Linked DNA regions of Homo sapiens: region 1 is linked to region 2. A link is a loop called in an ENCODE intact Hi-C map of the cell type or tissue named here. Cell type or tissue: PC-9. All regions are shown on one strand.

Evidence for each region. A loop is a pair of places that touch in the nucleus more often than their neighbours do. Peaks named below come from ENCODE experiments on the same cell type or tissue, not always from the same donor. Only the 100,000 strongest peaks of a DNase experiment are listed, where the experiment ranks them.
Region 1: it touches region 2 in a loop (3.0-fold over the local background); 2 of 110 quality-filtered maps call a loop at or near these places.

The regions. Positions count from the first base shown.
Region 1 is chr19:35,113,338-35,115,837 of GRCh38, reverse strand. It overlaps FXYD3 (FXYD domain containing ion transport regulator 3), which reads right to left and starts at 15. Exons shown (of 9, transcript NM_005971.4): 1 at 1-15. LOC124904701 (hepatitis A virus cellular receptor 1-like) reads right to left here. Exons shown (of 3, transcript XR_007067238.1): 3 at 2,169-2,491. In PC-9, CTCF peaks have their summits at 836 and 1,036 (motif pointing left); a DNase peak (open chromatin) is centred at 847; H3K4me3 peaks cover 1,538 bases; H3K27ac peaks cover 1,109 bases.
Region 2 is chr19:34,972,268-34,974,767 of GRCh38, reverse strand. It overlaps LOC124904700 (a long non-coding RNA gene), which reads left to right and starts at 1,141. Exons shown (of 2, transcript XR_007067237.1): 1 at 1,141-1,584; 2 at 2,139-2,402. In PC-9, a CTCF peak has its summit at 1,423 (motif pointing left); a DNase peak (open chromatin) is centred at 1,397; H3K27me3 peaks cover 940 bases.

The sequences.
Region 1 (2,500 bases), 140 kb before region 2:
GATGCTAGCGTGACCAAAGTCAGGAGATGGGGCAGGGGTGGATATGAGGGAGCGGCTGGAACAGCAGGGAGGGGTCAGGGTGGGGACTCTGGGACCTTAGTCCTGGTCATAACCTGCTCCCTGCCCTGGGGAGAATGAGAACTGTCTGCCAGGCACCAGGCTGCAGTTTCCTAGCCAGGCTCTTTCCGTGGGTGCTGGGAGCCAGACGCCTGGGTCTACAGAGTGGGTGCTGGTGGGGGCGGCTGCCTCCTAGTCCACATAAGGCCCCCAGCACTGTACAAGCCTCCCTCCCCCTTTCCTCCCCTGTCTCCTGCTCCTCCTCCTCCAGGCATTCCTTCCGGATGGGGTCTGTGCAGGCTCCCCCATGGTCCCAGTTGGGGGTGCCCCCTCCCCTCAATTCCGCCTTCTTAGACAGAGGGACTTTTGTCTGGGGGCTGGATGGAGAACAAGGATCCTTTGAGCGGTTGGCGGAGGATTGGGGTCACGGGGAGGGGTAGGGCCAGGAAAGGGGTAGCTCTGCCCTGGACACCAGCTGGACTCCAGGCGACCCCAACACCACCGTGGGGGCGGGGAGGAGGGCTGCAGGGCCTGGCCAGGGAGAAGCAGCTGCTGGGAGTGTGGAGCACAGGACAGGAAAAGGGGGTTTGGGTCAAGGCTCTTCCGGAAACTGGCCTGCTGGGGGCAGAGAGAAGGACCCCCCACTTGTCATCGCTGAGGGATCGGGGAGGGCAATGTTCGCCCAGCGCTACACCCCTTCTCTATGTGGTTCCCTGGGGCAAGTTGTCAAGCCCAGGTCCTAGACAAGGGTAAGGCTCCCTCCTACCACTCTTAAGGCGGGGCCAGTTCCCATAAGGAAGCCGGGCGGGGGGACCTCGGGGTAGGGCTCTAAGCAACAGGTCCAGGAGGAGATAGAAACAGGAAGGGGAGGCCCGGAGGCCAACTCAGTATAGCTAAGGGGGGTCTTTGTGTCTGGGCGGATAGCGTCTCTTCCCTAGACCCTTGAAGCTTGTGTCTGGGACGACCCCTTGGTGGTCTTGGGAGTGGAATGGTGTCTCCCTCTGCTGGGAAGCCTGGGAACTGCAGGCATCCGAGAGCGAGTAGGGGCGTGTACAGGGTGGCTGGGAAGGGCGGGGGGTGCTCTGCCCTTCACCGGAACGGGGTGAACTGGAGAACTGTTGTCTAAAAATCTTGGAGGAACACCCCTGCCCGTGGTTAGATACAGAAGTATTTCCCAGACAGCTTGCTAAGGGGAAAAAAAACAAGGTATTGGGAAACCGTGCAGTGTGCTACCATTTGTGAGCGGTAAAATAATGCATATGTATATACTTGTAATGAATAAAATATTTTTGGAGATTGGCATCCATACCCATGGCTTCTGGAGAGGGAAACTGGGAGGCTGGAGGGTGGGGTGGAAGTGAGACTCACTCATTATCACGTGCCCTCTTATATTTTTTGAATTTTGCATCTTGAAAATGTACTACCTTAAAGGGGTTTAATTTAAAAAATTTGGTTCAGATTTAAAAAAAAATTTGCAGGTCAAAATTTCAACCTAAGGGCTGGTTTCAACCTGGGGGACCAGCAATTAGAGACTTCTGACAACCTCTGAATGTTCTGTAGTTTTAAACACCATGATCTTACATTCTGAGGTACAGACGTTTACGGTTTTTACCCAATCCAGGTCAACCATAAATTCTTCCTAGGCTGGACGTGAACATGCTGCGTCCAAGTGTGTGTTGGGCTGGCGCTGGGGCTTGGGTTTATGGTCAGAAGGACTCTGAGACCCTAGTGTGATGAGCACACTGAGTCTTAGGAAGGGCTGTGAGGAGTAGAGTTTGTGCAGTCACTTGCACCCTATTGGGGATTAGGTCTCATTTGGAGTGAGTCTTCTGGGCCAATCTGACTTCAGTTATGTTTTAAATGCATGTAGGTAATATGTTTTATTAATATATTGTATATAATATACATAATAAACATATTTGAAAAAGTTTCTCTCGTTTTGCTTTTGGAATCATTTGGGCCCAAAGAACCTGTTAAGGCTGTGAGTGGCTGTGATTTCTCCATATCCTGGGAATTCTTGCAAAATGAAAAAAACCAAACCTACAGATAGTTTCTGACATCATAAGTTTTTCAGGAACGCTGAATTAAAGCACAGAATCAAAGCCAGAGCATGTTATACCATCCCTGATTCAAACTTTTATTGATTTTGTTTCAATAATTTCGTTGCTCTTTATTCAAGGCTGGGAGCGTTTCTGCAGGCTCCTGGCCCTAGAGAGGGCAGCCTGGAGGCACCCCCAGCCATGAGAGGGGTGCTGGTTGGGTGGGGCCTTGCCTTTGCAGGTAGAGCCTGAGCGGCCAGGCTGACCGGCTGGGAGGTGTGGTCACAGCGATACGCCAAGGTCCCACTTCCTGGGCAAGATGGGGCTAGAGAGGCCGGTGGACAGGGTAATGTGGCTTCCTGGGGCTTTGTGGAACAGCGCTGTGGTCTCAGCACCTGTGGGAG
Region 2 (2,500 bases):
ACTCATGCAAATTCCCGCATATCTATTTACGCCTCTGTCACTCAGTTTTCCTCATCTGTACAGATAAACTCTAATCTAATGCAGATGGGTGTTACAAAAATGCAACAGTGCACCTAAGAGTGCTTTGGGAACCATGAAGCTCTATATAAATAGGAAAGAATATATTTTTTTAGAGTGCCTCCTAACATCGCTGATCTCTGTCTTCCAGGCACCTTCTTTCCTGGAGCACAACTCACCAATTCCACCACCAGCTGGTTTCTTCCTACGTCACAAAAGCAACTGCGAACAGGGCTCCATTGAGTGGGGACCCGACTCATTACTTCTCTCAGGGGGCCCACAGTGGAGTTAGAAAGGCGAGCCCAGCAAACACTTACAGGAAACTGCCGTGAGCCCCATCACTGAGCATGGGTGGGGTGGGTGAACTAGAATTTGCTATCTGAGCAGTTGGTGTTTGACTTGAGTCTTTGAAGCACCTGGAAAATAATATCACACGTCCTTGGTGTTCCATGTTTGCCCTGACCGCACCTTTATCTGAAGGCCCCTGAGGGCTGAGGTCTTGCATTCCAGGAGACCCTTGAGGGTCAGGGTTTATGTGTTTCTCCTATGCCTACACACACAGGTGGTGTGGAGTTGTTCCATAGCACAGTTCCATTCATACACAAGGTTCTTACAGTGTGCAATGACCCAGGCTTGCAGCCCTTCTCAACCTTAACTGCACAGTAAAATCCCCAGGGAAACTTTTAACAATCCGGGCAGCAGGCTGCACCCCAGACCAATGCAATCAAAATCTCTGGGGGTAGTCCCTTGCATCAGGGATTTTAAAAGTTCCTCTGGGCCAGGCGCGGTAGCTCACACCTGTAATCCCAGCACTTTGGGAGGCCGAGCTGGGCAGATCACTTGGGGTAAGGAGTTCGAGACCAGCCTGGTCAACATGGTGTAACCCCGTCTCTACTAAAATACAAAAATTAGCCGGGCGTAATGGTGGGAGCCTGTAATCCCAGCTACTCTGGAGGCTGAGGAGGGAGAATCGCTTGAACCCGGGAGGCGGAGGTTGCAGTGAACAGAGATCGCGCCATTGCACTACAGCCTGGGCGACAGAGGGAGACTCCATCTCAAACACACACACACACACACACACACACACACACACACACACACACACACTTCCTCTGGTGGTTCTAACACGCAGCCAAGGTAGAGAACCACTGAGTTACAGCCTGGCCCTCAAGGGTGCACACCAATTGCCTGGGTGGGGGAGTTGACAAAATGCAGATTTTGATTCAGCAGGTCTGGTTTTAAGTCCTGAGGTTCTGCTTTTCAAACAAGTTCCCAGACGCTGCTGCCGCTGGTGGCCGGACAGCATTTTGACAGAAAGGGGCGGGAGCACAAGCAAAGTTCCCTGGGACCGGGATTGTGGTTCTAGTGCCCTCTGGTGGTCAGGACCTCCCTAGCAGCGCCCTGCAGAGAAGAACTGATGATAGAAGCCCTGGCTAACAGAATTTCTGGCGGACACCTGGATTTCAGCCTTGTAATGACCGGAGCAGAACCCAGCCAAGCCTGCTTGGACTCCTGACCTACAAAACTGTGAGATAATAAACGGGTGTTGTTTAAAGCTGCTAAATTTATGGTAATTTGGTGTGCAGCAATAGACAAGAACAAGCTTCATCGTAACAGGCCAGCTGAGAAACCCAAACCCACAGGCTCGGCCCAGTGACCTTGCACGTCTCTTCTCTAGTTCAGGGAGATGGATTCATTCCCAACCTCCTGCTCTCATGGGAGACGAGGTGGAAAGGATTGTACTTCTTGCTGCTTTATTTTTTCATGATTGCTGACTTCTTTTCATCCTACGATGCTTGTTGTCACTGACACCCGTGAAAGCTCAGGGGTGGGATGGTGGTGGGGTTGTTTGCTCTCTGTGGCTGATTGTATTTTCCAAAGGTGAATGCACGGATATATCCTATGCCACATGCCCTCCTTACAATGACCTCGATGACTTGATCTCCTTCATGGAGATATGGGATTTATGTTCCCATCCCTTCAATCTAGCAGGCCTGAGACTGTGGCAGGAGTGACCCCAGGTGACTTTGAAGGCTAAGTCATAAAAGGGGATAACTTCTGCCTGGCTCTCTCTTTCTCAGGGTGCTCATCCTCGGAACCCAGTCTCCATGCTGTGAGGAAGCCCAAGCAGATGCACAGAAAAGCCACCTGTAGGTATCCTGGTCACAGCCCCATCTGAGAGCCAGCATCAATTGCCAGACTTGTAAGTGAGAGAGCTTTCAGAAGGTTCCAGTCCCCTGTCTTCAAGTGGCCCAGCTGATGCTGAGTGAAGCAGACATGAGCCCCAGTGAGTCCTATCCAAGTTGTAGATTCGTGAGCAGAATAAACATTGCTTTGATTCTGGAGCAGTGGCTCGTGCCTGCAATCCCAGCACTTTGGGAGGCTGGGATGGGATGAATGCTTGGGACCAGGAGTTTGAGACGAGCCTGGACAACATGGAAAA